Linked DNA regions of Homo sapiens: region 1 is linked to region 2. The links are chromatin loops, found by intact Hi-C in ENCODE. Cell type or tissue: pancreas. All regions are shown on one strand.

Region 1 (8,000 bases), 210 kb after region 2:
CGCATTTGACTGTTATATCTCTTTAGAATCCTTTATCTATTTCAGTCTTCCCACTTCCCCCCTGACCTTGATTTTTTTTTTTTTTTGAAATGGCGTCTCGCTCTGTCGCCCAGGCTGCAGTGCAGTGGCGCAATCTTGGCTCACTGCAACCTCGGCCTCCTGGTTTCAAGCGATTCTCCTGCTTCAGCCTCCCGAGTACCTGGGACTACAGGTGTGTGCCACCACGCCTGGCTAATTTTTTGTATTTTTAGTAGAGATGGGGTTTTACCGTGTTAGCCAGGCTGATCTCGATCTCCTGACCTCCTGATCTGCCTGTCTTGGCCTCCCAAAGTGCTGGGATTACAGGCGTGAGCCACCACACCTGGCCTGACCTTGATACTTCTTAGGAGTGAGCAGATCTCCTTTCTGGAGACTAGAGCAGTCTCAGCCAAGACAGTGGCCAGCAGGCTCGGAGAAGTCAGAGAGCAGGGAGAACCCACAGAGCCACTTTCAAGCCAACGTCCTCAAGAGGGAGCCAAGAAGTTCACAGGGTCAGGAGTAGGATCCCAAATCAAAGATAGAGTCCACTTACTTCCTCTTTTCTGTGTCAAAACCACTTTGAACTTCCCAGCCACGTGGAGCTACTGTTCTCATTGAGAGGGAAGCATTCTAGAAGCGCAACCCTTTCCATAACCACCAAAGTCTAGTTCTCTTTAGAAGGTACCAGAACCTCTTAGCCACATAGGCCTTGAATTCTGTAGTCTGGAAACCCCTTCATATCTCCACCATCACTTGGGACCTTATCCTGGGAGGCCGGTCACTTCAGAGACAGTCAGTCCCACAGTTGCGTGTTCTTACTGTCACTGTCCTTGGCCACTAGCTGAACTGGAAGCCCCTTGTCAACTGTCCTTTTGTGGCCACATCCTGTGTGGCTCTAGATTTCCTGCCCTGTGTCGCTTCCGTCTGCTGCTGCCCTCCACACAGCCCTCTCCAAAGTGCCCCACCTCCTCAGCACCTACCCAGAGCCTGCCCTGCACCCCCAGGTCTTGGCCCACTCTTCCCAAGGACACAGTGCCCTGGCGGCTCTCAAGCAGAGGTGTGGAGCCTTCTTCCACACAGGTTGCCAAGCCCTGGACCGGCACCTGCACCCTCCCTTTGATTGTAAAAGGAACATGTTGATGGAAGAGCTCCAGGAAATATAGACATTAAAGAAGAAGAGTGAAATCCCTAGCAACCCAGAAATAATCTTAACATGTGGCTGCTTTTTCCCATCTTTGTTCTATATGTATATATTTAGATTTTTTAAAATCTATATCATATTATTTATACGTTTTGGATTTTTTTCTCTTGACATATTGTGAGTTCTACATGTGTCACCAAATAGTCTTAGAAAATATGATTCTTGGCTGAGTGTGGTGGCTCACGCCTGTAATTCCAACACTTGGGGAGGCCAACACGGGAGGATCTCTTGAACCTAGGAGTTTAATACCACCCTGGGCAACATAGTGAGAGCCTTTCTCTACAAAAAAATGTAAAAAGTCAGTAAGGTGTCTGTTTGTATGAAAAAAAGAAAAACAATAATTAAGCCGGGCATTGGCCACCACCCCATCTGGGAAGTGAGTAAGTAGCACCTCTGTCTGGCCGCCGCACCGTCTGGGAATTGAGGAACACCTTTGCCTAGCTGCCGTGCAGCCCTGCAAGTGTGAAGTGGCAGCTTTGCGTGTGATCTTTCTCCCCTCCCCAAGTTTGCATTTTTGACATTAAAGTTTACTTTTAAATTAAAATTTTTGAATTGGAAATAATAATAATAATAATAATAATAATAATAATAATAATAATTAGGCCAGGTGTGGTGGCTCACACCTGTAATCCCAGGACTTTAGGAGGCTGAGGCGGGCAGATCACTTGAGGTCAGGAGTTTGAGACCAGCCTGGCCAACATGGTGAAACCGCATCTCTACTAAAAATACAAAAATTAGCTGAGCATAGTGGTGCATGCCCGTAGTCCCAGCTACTCAGGAGGCTGAGGCAGGAGAATTGCTTTAACCTGGGAGGCAAAGGTTGCAGTGAGCTGAGGTTGTGCCTCGGCACTCCAGCCTGGGCGACAGAGCAAGACTCCATCTCAAAAAGTATAAATAAAATAATAATTAGCTGGACATGGTGGAGCACACCTGTCCTCCCTGCTACTGGGAAGGCTGAGGTGGGAGGATCACTTGAGCCTGGGAGATCGAGGTCAGTGCTGCAGTGATGATTGTGCCACTGCACTCCAGCCTGGGTAACAGAGTGAGACCCTATCTCAAAAATAATTAATTTATTATACTTTTTTTTTTTTTGAGACAGAGTCTTGCTCTGTCGCCCAGGCTAGAGTGCAGTAGCGCCATCTTGGCTCACTGCAAGCTCAACCTCCCAGGTTCACGCCATTCTCCTGCCTCAGCCTCCTGAGTAGCTGGGACTATAGGCGCCTGCCACCACGCCCGGCTAATGTTTTTGTATTTTTTAGTAGAGACAGGGTTTCACCCTGTTAGCCAGAATGGTCTTGATCTCCTGACCTCGTGATCCACCTGCCTCGGCCTCCCAAAGTGCTGGGATTACAGGCAAGAGCCACTGTGCCCGGCCAATTTATTATACTTTTAATATACCATTACTTATTTAAATGTCCCTTTCAGGTAGACATCTAGTGTGTTTCTATTTATTTTGCTGTTGCAACATTTTTGTGCCTAAATCAGCTTTTTAACATTTTTTGGATAGATTTCTCAGGGATGGGATTTTGGGTGAAATATGTGGGGATATTTAGAATTTCTGATGCATATTACCAAATTGCTTTCAAAGAAGTGTTGTGACAGTTTACAGTCCTGCCTGCTGTGCATGATGTGTCACAGCCCATCCCATTGTGCCCTCCTTGCCTCAAGAGATGGTGTCTTCATCTCTCCCACCTCTCTCCCGGCCCAGTGCCTGGCCCATACCAGGTGCTCATAAGTGTTTGGGGGTAGCAAAGCCCCCGCTTACCACAGGCTCAACATCACTGATGGGAGCTCAACATCCACTGGGGGGTCCGTAAGGATCAGCCTGTCCAGCTGGGCATCGTGCACAAGTTAAACCTTTTGGTTTTTTGAGATGGAGTTTCGCCCTTGTTGCCCAGGCTGGAGTGCAATGGTGCGATCTTGGCTCACTGCAACCTCTGTCTCCTGGGTTCAAGCAGTTCTCCTGCCTCAATCTCCCGAGTAGCTGGGATTACAGGTGCCTGCCACCACGCCCAGCTAATTTTTTGTATTTTTAGTAGAGATGGGGTTTCACCATGTTGGCCAGGCTGGTCTTGAACTCCTGACCTCAGGTGATCTGCCCACCTCGGCCTCCCAAAGTGTTGGGATTACAGGCGTGAGCCACCGTGCTTGGCCAAGTTTAGCCATTTATACCACTGATGAGTCTCTCCCTGCCTCCCCCCAGCATTTGGAGCAGGAACACAAGGACAATAGCCCCTCACCTGCACCCAAGCAACTCTGCTTTACCTGTTACATATATGGGGATTCTGCCGAAGATTACTGTTTGGAAAATTTGTGCTGCCTGGCCCATGAGAGTTCTTGTGCTCTCCCTGCCTCCCCAGTGGCATCCCTTCCTCAAGCTCTGGCTCGCATCCATTGTTTGCCTTTCCTGAGCATTTGTTACCCTCCACAGTGCCAGGCTTAGGACCTAATGCTCTTGTGGCTGGACAGGCTGCCTTCTCTTCTTTCCTGGCTAAGTTTTCCTCAAATGTTAACTCTGAGACCCATGACACTTTCTCTGGGAACTCCACCCCACTGTAACTGTTGCTCACCTGCCTCCAAACTAGACAGGAAGTCCTTCAAGTGCAGGAACAGGGCTTTTTCCTCCCTGGCACAGCACCTGGTGCACACTAGGGACTCAGTAAATGAGTGGATGGACAATGCTTATTGGCAGAATCATCACTGCTCAGTGTGCCTTTTCCTACCCAGTCTGAGTTTCTGAGAATGCTCTTAGAGAATGAATCTGTGGTTGATTTTACACCTACAGGGCTTAGGGTTTCCTCAGCAAATAACCTCCTTTCTCCCTCTCTTCTTGGCACATCAGCTCACCCGACGACTGCCACCCATCAAAGAAGCTAAGCCTCGGTTACAGAAGCTCTTCCGAGACTTCTGGCTGTATTCCGTTCTGATGGGATTCGCTGTGGAGGGCTCAGGTAGGGGGATCATCTCTCTCCCAGTGAAGACGGAGTGCAGAGTGAAGGTAAAGGTGAGGTCAGAGCCCACGTAATTATGAATGTGAGCATGTTTAAATGAGTCCACATGCAGCTGCTTCTTTCTGCAAGTATTAGCAAGTGTTACTGTCCCCAGATGTAGTTTAGGGTGCTGAGAATGCCATACACCTTAGGAAAAGTCTGTCCAAGTCAGGTAACAGACTTCGTTTCTGTGCCTAGTTTTTGGGATAATTGTCTCAAAGGACCCATGACTATAGAAATTGTCAGTCAACCTCACTGCAGTGCTTTCCGACCAAGGTGATTTCCTCATTTATGTTCACTTTATTGCAGGACTCTGGCCAGAAGAATGGTACGAGGGGGTCTGTGAAATAGCCACTAAGTCCCCCTTGCTCACCTTTCCCAGCAAGGAGCCACTGCGGTCCGTCCTCCAGTATAACTCAGCCATGAAGAATGACACGGTCACCCCCGTAAGGATTCACATCTCATTTTTACCATGCTCTCTGTGCCAATTAGGGCAGATCTTTTCACTGTCATTATTAACACATGTTGCCAGCCACTGGGACCTGTTTGTCCTGGGGGATGCCCCATGAGCCCTCGGATGTTTCTCTCCCTCCAGGCTGAGCTGAGTGAGCTCCGCAGCACTATCATCAACCTGCTGGACCCCCCTCCCGAGGTGTCCGCACTCATCAACAAGCTGGACTTCGCCATGTCCACCTACCTCCTCTCTGTGTACCGGCTGGAGTACATGAGGTACACGTGCCTTCACCACCATGCACATGCACATCCACATTTGAGCAGGGTTTTCATTTTTGTGCCCTCGTAAGCATGAGACTTTTTTCAACTTCTCCCAAGACATGCAAACTTTCTGAAAAACCAAGCAAAAACACCCTCTACTTTTCTCGTATGCCCCTCCTTCATGACCACCAGACACCACGTATAGTAACACCTCCCAGTATCTAAGCTCCGCATCATCTTCTCTCTGATAGGAAACAGGCTTCTGAGCAGTTGCAGTCAGTGTTGTGAACTCAGCCCACGGACTGAGCGAGGCCCTTCTGAGGACCCAGCCTCGCTGAGTGCGTGTCTAGGACACTCACTGAGCTGTTTCCCAGGACCATGGTTGAGTACAAACAGCAAATGCGACATGGGGTGGGGCCGGCTCCAAAACAGTCCTGCATGTGGCCCGATGCTCAGGACACATCTGTGGCCACAGCAGTCCTAACAGTGGTAGTGACACTTAGGATCTACAGCTGTTATCATGTTGACCTCAGAAGTAAGCTTGGATTGAGTGTCTGTGCTGTACCAGGTACTGTGCTGCATTACACATGTTTACGCACTCCCCGACATGCTTGTGAGGTAGGCAGTGCTATACAGACCCACTGTGCTGAGGCCTCAGGCGCCCTGGGACAGCAGCTGAGTACATTGGCTACAAAATGATGATTCCTGTTGTCAAGAAAAGGTCAAATTACACTCAGCTTAAGTCGGGAGGGATGCAAATAAGTCGTAGAATAATTTCTTTCCCAAATGATTTGAAAAAGAAAGTGTTCCTGAGAGAAAGGCTATTTGGAAAACACTATTTTAGCCTTTCATTGTTGCCACCAACCCTCTAGTAAAATAGTCCTTGAAAGCTCAATACATAAAAGAAAGGCAGAGTGCTTTGGTTGCATGGGAATGCACCCTACCCTCCTGCTCAGTCTCCTCCTCCCTGCCCTCAGCCCGGGGCTCCACACACAGCCAAATGTGGAAATCAGTGACGCATTCTCCCCAAGTCCCACAGAGCCAAGGGAGTGTTGACTTTGTTCTTTTTTCATTGTAAGTGTCTTTTATTTTGGCTGGATGTGGTGGCTCACACCTGTAACCCCAGCACTTTAGGAGGCCAAGGCGAGTGGATCACCTGAGGCCAGTAGTTCGAGACCAGCCTGGCCAACGTGGTGAAACCCCATCTCTACTAAAAATACAAAAATTAGCCAGATGTGGTGGCGGGTGCCTATAGTCCCAGCTACTCAGGAGGCTGAGGCAGGAGAATGGCATGAACCCAGGAGGTGGAGCTTGTAGTGAGCTGAGATCGCGCCACTGCACTCCAGCCTGGGCGACAGAGCGAGACTCCGTCTCAAAAAAAAAAAAAGAAAAAAAGAACATTGCACAAAAATGGCTAGGCACGGCCGGTTGCAGTGGCTCACTCCTGTCATCCCAACACTTTGGGAGGCCGAGGCAGGCAGATCCTGAGGTCAGGAGTTCGAGACCAGTCTGACCAACATGGTGAAACCCCGTCTCTACTAAAAATATAAAAATTAGCTGGATGTGGTGGTGCATGCCTGTAGTCCCAGCTACTGAGGAGGCTGAGGCAGGAGAATTGCTTGACCCAGGAGGTGGAGGTTGCAGTGAGCCAAGATGGTGCCACTGCACTGCAGCCTGGGCGACAGAGTGAGACTCTGTCTCAAAAAAACAAATGGCTAATCCCAGCATTTTGAGGGGTGGGAGGATCACTTGAGCCCGGAAGTTTTGAGCTTCTGCAACAGAGCAAGAACTTGTCTCTAACCCCCCCCCCCCCCAAAAAAAAAAGCAAAAAAACCTAGCCAGTTGTGGTGGCACATGCCTGTAGTCCCAGCTACTCAGGAGACTGAGGCAAGGGGGTTGCTTAAGCCTAGGAGGTTGAGGCTGCAGTGAGCTATGATCAAACCACTGCACTCTAGCCTGGGCAAAAGACCCTGTCTTATAAAAACAAAACATTTATACAAAATCTTGCAAAATAAGTAGAGAGAGAAAAAACACTGACCTCACTGTCATCCCCTATAGCCTGTTAGTATAGCTGTTTGTAGTCTTTTTTCTAAACAATGTATTTTCAAAGAAAAAACAGCCAAAACAAAACAAGCCAGACCCAAACAGAGCAAAAACATGGCTTTCATCCCAGCATGTACGGCTAGAAGAGGTATCTCCAGACCCTCTCAACCTCATGTGGTTTGAAGGCAGAGCTACCTCTGCCTTTCCCATGAGTATGCCCCTGAGTAGTTTTCTCAGGTTCTCAGGACGGGCTCTTAACTGGCAGAGGAAGACTCTAAGACGCAGCCCATAGCAGCTCCTGTGAGCCCACCTTCCACCTCGGGCTGCCTACCAGGCCCTTGAGAGCACTCTGTTAGCATAGAGAGGCAACCTCAAAGCCTTTATTCAGGAACCTGGCTCAGGTTCCCAGCCACTGGGTATTGAGAGAGCTTTAAAACCACAAAGTGGAGAATTTGGGAAATCAAGTTAAAGGTGTGTGCACGTGCACACTCGAATGCGTGTGCTGAAAGTCACCTGGCCTGCCCTCCTGAGGCTTAACTCTTGACAGGTTGGTGCAGAGGCCAAAAGACATGGCCTGCCGAGCCGCTGCTGCCTTAGTGGAGCCCCTGGAACTCTGAACAGCCCTTCACAGCACCCATGGGACAAGTGCATGCGCTTTTTCCTTTTTCTCCCTTTCCCCCTGAGGTTAAAGATATTTTTTTTACCATAAAAGAAAAATGTACAGAGTGCATAAAACAAAAAAGAGAAGAGAAAACACTGGAATAGTACAGAAGATACTAAAGATGAAAAAATACAGGTATCACTTTTGTAGACGTGAATACTTCATTTCTACTATCCTACTGTTAATGGCCTCTTAATTTTCCTCTAGAAATTTTCTGTGCATAGGCAAGCATGCATAGCCTACACATACACATGCAAAGACAGACCTTTAGGAAACCTGTAAGTGGGGTCATGCTGGACATGTGTTCCCTGCACCTTCCTTTTTTCTGTTAATAGTATGTCTCAGACTTTTTTTGTAACAGCTCACATAGAGA
Region 2 (8,000 bases):
GCAAGGGCCTGAGCAGGGGGGCACTTGGTACAATCCAAACATAGCAAGGCAGCCCGTGCCGCCCCAGTGCAGTGAGGGACTGAGGGCAGAGGAGCAGCAGACTCTCATGAGGACTTGGGCTTTTACTCAGAGAGGCAGGGAGGCATTACAGGAGGATGAGCCAAGGAGGAGCATACTCTGACTTGCTTTTGTAAATGGGCCCCACCGGCTACTCCTGGGGAAAGAGAGTGGGAGGAAGACAGGCTTGAAGCCAGGGGACCATGCCCAAGGAGGCTCTTCTGCCCAGTATGCAGATCCTGGTGGGGTCCAGACTACCCCACCATCCTCAAGCCCGCCCCCCAAGGAGGCCTACAGGACCAAGGCTGCAGAGCCAGTAAGAGGCCAGACCTTCCAGGGCTTCATGCTAGTTCCTGGGGCTGAGAGGCAGGGCTAGGACACATGGACACAACTAGTCATGTGCAAATACTCCACCCTCTGCATAAGGAAACCAGCCACAACTTAAGTGGAGACAGTTTATGTGAAAGGAGGTGTGCCCACCAACAAAACATCACGTTGTTGCCTGATGTTTGGAGCAATTTGGGAAAACCCCCACAAAAAGTGAAAAATGCATGAAATAAATAAAACTGTGTCCTCCATACCGATGAGGCACAGGGAAAGAAAAGTGCCTGGCAGGGCTGGCCGCAAGGGTGGTTGTGTTTCTTTCAAGGCTGCATCTACTCAGAAGAGGGACATTTCCACATACTGAGCATGTGCCACCCACTGGAAGCTGTGCTGAGGACCATGAGTGCAGGATCTCATTTAATCCTCACCACGACCAGGGAGGTGAGTGCAAGGAATCTCACAGATGGGGAAACTGAAGCTTAGAGGCACCAGCTAGCATCTGAAAGGACAGTAATGGAGCTGGACAGGCCCAGTCCCTGACCACAGTACTTCTCCCTACCTGGTCCAAACACTGATGCTGAGACTCACTCACCCATTGTCTCCACCAAATACATAAATGGCATCTTTATAGGCCACCACTGTGTGCTTGCTGCGCCTGGAAAGAAAGGAGTGGAGGGCGGTAAGGACAGGACCCTCCTGGGGGGCACCCAAGGAATGGGACTAAGCAGGAGAGCTGCCACGGAAGTTAGGTATCACCTCTCAACTGCTAAGATCCATCATCTTCTAAGATAACACCAATCATCCTGCAAGTGAGGACCCCTGACACGGCTCCAGGACTCTCTGGACTCCTCACCCCACCTCAGAGCACCTGGGACCCCAGCCCAATATCCACAAACACAACTTAGTTCCAGTACCCTGTCCCGGGACATCGGGCTCTGGGACTCCCTCGGAACCCTCTCCCCTGCCCTGAACAGCGTCCTGTACAGCACCATCCACCTCATTACCAGATCCTACCCCAGGACACCACCCCCCGGCTTCGCCCCTGGACCCGCCCTGGGACCCTCGCAGATCGCCCTTCCTGTCCTCAGGACCCCATGAAGCCCACCGTACCGGGCACCCACGAACTCGTCGCAGGGCGGGAGGCGCCGCCAGCGATGCACTGTTTCGAAGGGCCCGAAGTTGAGCGTCAGGTACTCGACACTGTCCGAGCAGCTATGGTCGAAGTCCACGCTCGGGGCTACCTTGGACCGCGCGCCGCCTGCCAGGGCCGCAGCCCCGATCTGCCCCCCCGTGCTGCCCGGTCCAGCCATCCCGGGTCCACGCCGGATCGGCCGCGCTGTAAGCCCAACTTGCGGCCACCGCCCCGGGCCGGCTGGAGAAACCACATTTCCCGGCGAGCCCTGCGCTGACGGTGCGGCACGTCCGGCCAGCGCCGCACTTGCGCCCTCCAGCTCTTCCCGACAAGCCTACCGCTTGCCGAGACACCGCGGGCGAGCGCAGGATGCGGTTGTCGACCGCGCGGCGAGCGTGGGACCTTCTGGGGAGCGTTTCAGGCTATGTACTGGCGCTGCGTTGTCCCTTCCAGTGAATGCAGTGTGTCGTCCCTAGCCCCGTCGCGACTGCTCTTCCCGGCGCCTCCCAGGCCCACGCAGCCCGAAGACCCGCGGCCGGCTCGCAGTTCCCGGCATGCCCTGGGTCTGCGCGTGGCTCCGGCCTGGATCGTCTGCCGCTGCCGGGATCCCCCATGGAGGGTTCCGGGCTCGCAGCGGCCTCTGCAGGCGGCTCAACGCTCCCTTTCCTGCTAGCGCCCTCAGCCCTGACCCCCAGCAACTCCCCTCTCCCCTTGGCTTTCTTACTGACTGAGAGGCAGCCCGGCGAGGAGCCTCTGGATTCTCATTCCTACTTAGCAGGGCCTCAGCTCCTTCACCTCCGACATGGGGATTGAGAATGCTCCGGCTATGAAAAGCATGGGGTCTGTCTCAGGACACAGCTCCCACAGCCCTAAGTGGGCAAATGCCCCAAAGTGTCAAGCATGAGCCACCTCTGAAGGAGCATTTACTATCTCAAGACCTTTGGGCATGTTGTCCCTTCTACCTGGAATACCCTTCCTTCAAAACTCAGAGCCAAAAGCAAAAAGCGTTCGCTGATCGCAGAGGGGGAGAGGGATGTGGGAGGGCTTGGGGCGCAGAATTAGTTGCTACCTCCTCTGGGCGTTCACAGGCCAAATTTCCTTGGTGTGGCACCTGGCATTCTGTGATTGTGCCTGTTTCCCTGTGGTCTGGTCCTGTGCCTATTGGCCCAATTACACTGGGAGTCATACAGATCTGCAAATTTGTGCGTTTTAATTTTACGGTAATGTTTAACGTGTTGCAGGGTTCTTCAGGGGACCAGTCCCAATAGAGGGAGAAGAGGCAGGGCTTGTCCTGCCTCCAGTGCCAGCTGTCAGTGGCAGCAGAGGCCTTGAGGGTTGAGCATCTTCTGGATCCAGCAGAGGCCTCCCAGGAGGGGAGCCAGGTGGCTGAAGGCAAGCACTGGGAGGGCTCAGGTTCTGCCCTGGGGGATCCTGGGACTGGAGATTGGCACCTGCCCCCAAGGCTTGGCCTGTGCCCTTGGTGCCCCCTTTGCCTGCCCAAGTCTACTGCATGTGAGCTCAGGATCCTTTCCCCGTAAGCCAGGACATGTCGCCAGTCCTGCAGGAGTGAGGGGAGGAGGGGTCAAGACAGAAGAAAACAGGCTCTCCACTCTGGGCACCCTGAACAGCTGGCCCTTGAGGACAGCAGGGGGTCTGTTCTGTGCCAGACCCTAGTGCCCAGCAGGGAGGTGTACTTGGACAGAGGGAGATAAGACCATTGGGTGGAGGGTCTGGGCTGACATGGGAAAGGCTCAGAACGGTCAACATGAAGGACACACGTACTTGCTGTGCAGCACAAACAGCCTTCACGAAGGCAAGAGAGAGAAACGGAGAGAAGGCCAAGGAGAGAGCATGTCATTTATCATGTCCCCTTCTGGTCCTCCATTGTTTCCAGCCTGAAGCCTGCCCCTGTCTCATAGCCTCCCAGTGGCCTCCAGGCTGTCCCCAGTCCCTGGGAGCTCTCTCCCAGAGGGTGAATCTCATTGACACCACACCAGGATAAGGGAACTGGCTGGTGTTGAGTGAAACCTAGAACCACCCCCACCATCTATGTGGAGGGCATACCCAGGGCATCAGTAGCTGCATTTCCCACCTAGCTTCTGCCAGGCTCAGCACAACTATGTCCAGTTAGGTGTCCCACGCCTGGTGATTGCCCATGCATTGGGCCCTGACCCCTTCCCACAGCACTGGCCCTGCCTGGTGACACACATCTCTATCCCTTCCATCCACCATGAACACATAACCAGCCTGCTCTCAAACCATGATCCTTGCCCCACACCTCCCTGTAGTCCTGTAAGCCTCAGGCGATGCAAACCAAGAGGGGAAAGGCCCTGGAGGGTTGTGGGGGCGGCTGGCTGTCATAGGCACCTTAGCCAGTACTCCAGGGAACTACTCCCACCCCCAGGCTTCCCACACCCACACTCACTCCACCTCCCGCTTCCGGATGGCACGGCCTGAGGCCAGCACCTCAGCGACCTTGGACACAATGGGATCGTAGTTCATGCTGGCCACGGCGATCACCTCGTCGCCTCTGCAAGGAGAGGATGGCCAAGCCTGAGGACTGCGAGGCAGCAGCCCCTTTTTGAAAACCCTGATGCACTGCTGTCCATCTGGGGCCCAGGGAAGGACCTACCCCAGGGCAACAAGAATGGCCTGAGCACCCAGCCCTCCCTGCTTTGCACATCGCGGCTTGACCGTGCACAAGCTTCGGGCTTTCCTAAGGAAGCTCCAGCACTCCTCAGCGGGGCTCAGGGCTGGGCTCTTGTTCTGGGATTTTGCCTGGGATGAATCCCCCTTCCCGACTGAGCTCCCGCTGCTTCGCGCCAAGCTGCACCCCGGTGCTCTCACTTAGTGTAAAAAGCCACAAACTTCAGCTCCTCCAGATCCCCCTGGATGATGACGTCGTCGAAGCCTTCTCCGTAGCCTGTGGGCCGGGCAGGTGGGTGGCACCCACGTGAGCCGGGGGAGGGAACGAGACGTCACAGGATCCCCTCCTAACCCCGCCCAGGCCCTGCTCCATACGTCCTTTTAGGTAGTTCGTAGCCTTGCCGCCAGCGAGTTCTTACCGGCCTCTTCCTAGTGCGGTCATAGCCCTGCCCCTAGGCTCCCAGCCCCGCCCCACACCCAAGCCCCGCCCCTAAACGCCCTCGGCCCCGCCCCCATCCGAGGCCCCGGGGTTACCCGCGTAGCGCAGGCTCTTGCCAAACATGGCGGTCCAGAGGTAGGGCACAGTGCTCATCTCCGCCTCCTGCGCCAACATGTTCTGGGCTGCCACGCGCCCTGCGGGACCCAGGGCCGTGAGAACCCTAACTCTCGCTCTTACCACTCCCACACTACCTGCTCCTGATGCCCTGGGGACCCCTGACACGTGTGGCTACTCCTCCTGGTCTCCCCAGAGGTCAAGAGACATCATTGTTCAGCCCACTGCTCACTTGCACCTGCAGCTGACTGGTGCAGGGGAACACCTGCCTCAAAGCTAGCCACTTGATTGCTTCCTTAAAGAATCTGAATAAAGTGCCCTGACTCTGGAAGGTCTGCTTCTTGGGGTTGGGGGAGTACGCCACCATTTCAGCTGTGCACACAGACACCTAATCAGACGTATCAGGTCTGAAGAGGGAGGAAAATGGGGCACAAGTACACAGGGAAGCACAGATGACAGCCACACACAAGGCCCCAAAGAGACCAGTGTGGATGGCTCCCCAGTTCCTATGAGGCCCCAGTAGACCCCTGTAGTTGGATGTACTTCAAAGTCCCCTAAACTCTCTCAGTTAAATCCTAATTATACTTGGCTGATAAGTTGCCTTGGTTACTTACAACCTAGCAACAACTTTCGACTTTGGACTTGAATAGAAATTGGTACCAGAAGTGGGGTTTCAAGCAGCAGACCCTCAGGTGTAAAGGCAGAGGAAAGGGGAGATGGGTGCAGAGAAGTCCTTTGTCCCAGGCTGGGAGTCTGGCAGTCCTCTCTCTGAGGCAGTGAGGCAACTAATGTGATGGCACCTGCAGCTTAGGGGCCCAGACCAGATGTGCACAGTGGATGAGGCTTGGGGGACTTGGTGGCCAGCAAACATCAGGAGGGGAAAGCTATTCCTCAGAAAGCACAGTGCCTCCACTGAGCCCACGTCTCTGGGCTCAGATGGCACCTCGGGGACCTGCATGAGGCTGAACTGAGTTCACAGAGATACTTGAGTGGCCCAAGGGAAACAGAGGCATAAATGGGAAGGTGATCCACTAAATCCCTCCCTCCCTCCCCAGGGTAATGCACAGGTTGATCAGGAATTCTGCAGAATATATGTCCTTGAAGACAAAAAAGGGAGAGACTACCAGAAGGAAAACTGAGATTGAGGAGCTATGGCTGGCTCAGTGGGGTGTCGCTCTCTGTGTTGGCTGGATCGCCGAGATGAGGCTGGCCAGAGAATCCACATCAGAGCTTTGATGCCTAACAGTGTCCAGGACCCAAGGTCAGCAACTGAGGCATGGGCATGGGGACACTGAGACCCTGAGACTCCCTCCCACCCCTCCATGTGCCTCGGGACTGGCCATACCCTGAGCATGAGCCATCTGCCAATGTGGAATGTTCACTTTGCGGTTGTTCCTCCAGGCAAGGGGGAAGGTGACAGCATCGCCAGCTGCAAACACGCCTGGGACATTGGTCTGCATCATCTGTAGAGAGAGGGCCCAGAGCTCCATGGGTGTGACAGGGGCCCTGACCTGAACCTCCTGCCACTCCCAGCCCAGCACCGGGTCCTCCCCACCCAGTGCCATCCACCCCACCTTGTTGACAGGGATGAAGCCTCGGGAATCCAAACCGATGCCGCTTTGCCTCAGGAAGCCTGTGGCGGGCACTGCACCTGACAGGACGGAAGCCTGTGTCCACTCCCCTGTCCCTGCCTTCTGCGTAGTCACTCTCCACACCCTACAGCATGCGCTTGATGTGCCAGCCCCAGACTGATCCTCCAGGGGCTGTCTACCTGAGGCCTTCATGCACCCTGGTCCCCACTACCCGGTCTCCCACAGACCCGGTGCCTCCCGCAAGACCTCAGATATCACCTTCTCCAAGAAGTGCTCCATGAGGCCCTTAAGTGGAGGGACAGCATGCCATACCTCCTCAGCCCCTGCAGGTGCTACCACCTCCCATCTTGGCCCCTACCCAAATTGGCACTTCAGCTGGAGCAGAAGCCAGTTCGAGTCTCGTCTATGTCAACTCTCGCAGGGCATGGAGATGAGTGTTACTGGGCAGCGGGCACTGGGAGCATCCACTGTGCCAGGCCTGGGCTGAGCCCAGTACATACCTTCCCCAACAGCTCCGTAAAGTGGGGGCGGTTGGGGGTTCCCATTTGACAGATGTGGTGGAAACTGAGGCTCTGGGAGGGGAAGGGACTAGCCCAAGGTCACATGTGAGCATGTGCAGACGGCTGGGCTGCTTTGTGCCTGCCTGCCCACACACCAACTCACCAATGCCCACCACGCAGACGTCAGCCCGCACGACCTTGCTGCTCTTCAGCACAACCTCCTTCAGCTGTGGGGAGTGGGTGGATAAACAGGTGGACCCAGCTCCCAGGCTCAGGGGACAGAGGACAGAAAGCAGCAGGGAGAAGGGAGAAGGGCCCACCTTTCCCTCCTGGCCCCGCAGCTCAGACACCTCCGTCTGCATGTAGAACTTCACCCGGTTGTTCTCAAACATCTGTCAGGGCAAGTGGGCAGGTGGGCGGTGGATGAGAGCCCAGCCAGGGGCCGGGCTGGGCCCCAGGGCTCCAAGGCACTGGGTGCTGGGGTGGGCTCACCTTCATGAGGGCACGACCCACGCGCTCCCCCAGGAACCTCCTGAAGGGCGTCTCCTCCAGCTCCACCACAGACACAGAGTGGGCCTTCTCCGTCAGGTAAGCGGCCACCTCCATCCCTGGTGATGGGCAGGGGGTGGCAGGCTGGCACCTGCACCTTCCTCGACCAGAACTTCCCTGGGACTGGCCATGACGACCTGACCACCATCTCCACTGCCCACTACCTCTCACCCAGGAAGCCGGCTCCCACGACGACCACGTTGCGGCCTCGGGCCAGCCTCACCACGCGATTGGCATCCTCTGGCGTCCGGATAGTGAACACGTTCTCCACTTCTTTGCCTTTGCAGCTCAGAGTCTTGGGGCTGAGACATGGCCGTGTCAGTGAGGGCCTCCTGGCAGCCCCAGCCCCGTCCAGGCCAGTGCCCTGCCTAGTGTCCGATGGGTAAAAAGGAGACCCTCCCACCTGCTCCCTGGTGCCAGCAGCAGCTTGCTGTACTCCAGCTTGAAGCCATCCTTGAACACGACCTTCTTAGTTCTCACGTCCACTGTGACCACCTGCAATCCCCACCAGGCAGAGCATGAGCTTGGGCATGGGGCTGGGCCTCGCCGCCCACTCCCCGGTCCTGCAGTACACCCACAGCCCAGCCACAGCCTCTGAGAAGCTCCCATTAAAACAGATCCTGCCACCTGGGCTTCATTCTTTACGC

Evidence for each region. A loop is a pair of places that touch in the nucleus more often than their neighbours do. Peaks named below come from ENCODE experiments on the same cell type or tissue, not always from the same donor. Only the 100,000 strongest peaks of a DNase experiment are listed, where the experiment ranks them.
Region 1: a loop joins it to region 2, with 4 times the contacts of the local background. A loop is called at or near these places in 2 of 110 quality-filtered maps.

Annotation. Positions count from the first base shown.
Region 1 is chr22:20,761,755-20,769,754 of GRCh38, reverse strand. PI4KA (phosphatidylinositol 4-kinase alpha) reads left to right here. Exons shown (of 55, transcript NM_058004.4): 20 at 4,062-4,170; 21 at 4,519-4,655; 22 at 4,805-4,938. Among named protein-coding and RNA genes, the nearest start is that of SERPIND1, 8.4 kb to the left of the region's middle. In pancreas, no CTCF peak of the experiment used is centred here; no DNase peak of the experiment used is centred here.
Region 2 is chr22:20,976,063-20,984,062 of GRCh38, reverse strand. AIFM3 (AIF family member 3) reads right to left here. Exons shown (of 21, transcript NM_001386814.1): 10 at 7,757-7,848; 11 at 7,525-7,655; 12 at 7,297-7,412; 13 at 7,125-7,196; 14 at 6,968-7,031; 15 at 6,287-6,363; 16 at 6,058-6,175; 17 at 4,694-4,792; 18 at 4,361-4,436; 19 at 3,939-4,043; 20 at 3,296-3,316; 21 at 2,705-3,071. The coding sequence ends at 3,032. LZTR1 (leucine zipper like post translational regulator 1) reads right to left here and starts at 1,766. Exons shown (of 21, transcript NM_006767.4): 1 at 1,492-1,766; 2 at 974-1,036. The coding sequence starts at 1,691. RefSeq lists a silencer at 1,569-1,698 and enhancers at 2,089-2,188, 2,239-2,318, 4,369-4,663. In pancreas, no CTCF peak of the experiment used is centred here; DNase peaks (open chromatin) are centred at 1,792, 2,112, 2,960 and 4,672; H3K4me3 peaks cover 1,990 bases; H3K27ac peaks cover 1,170 bases.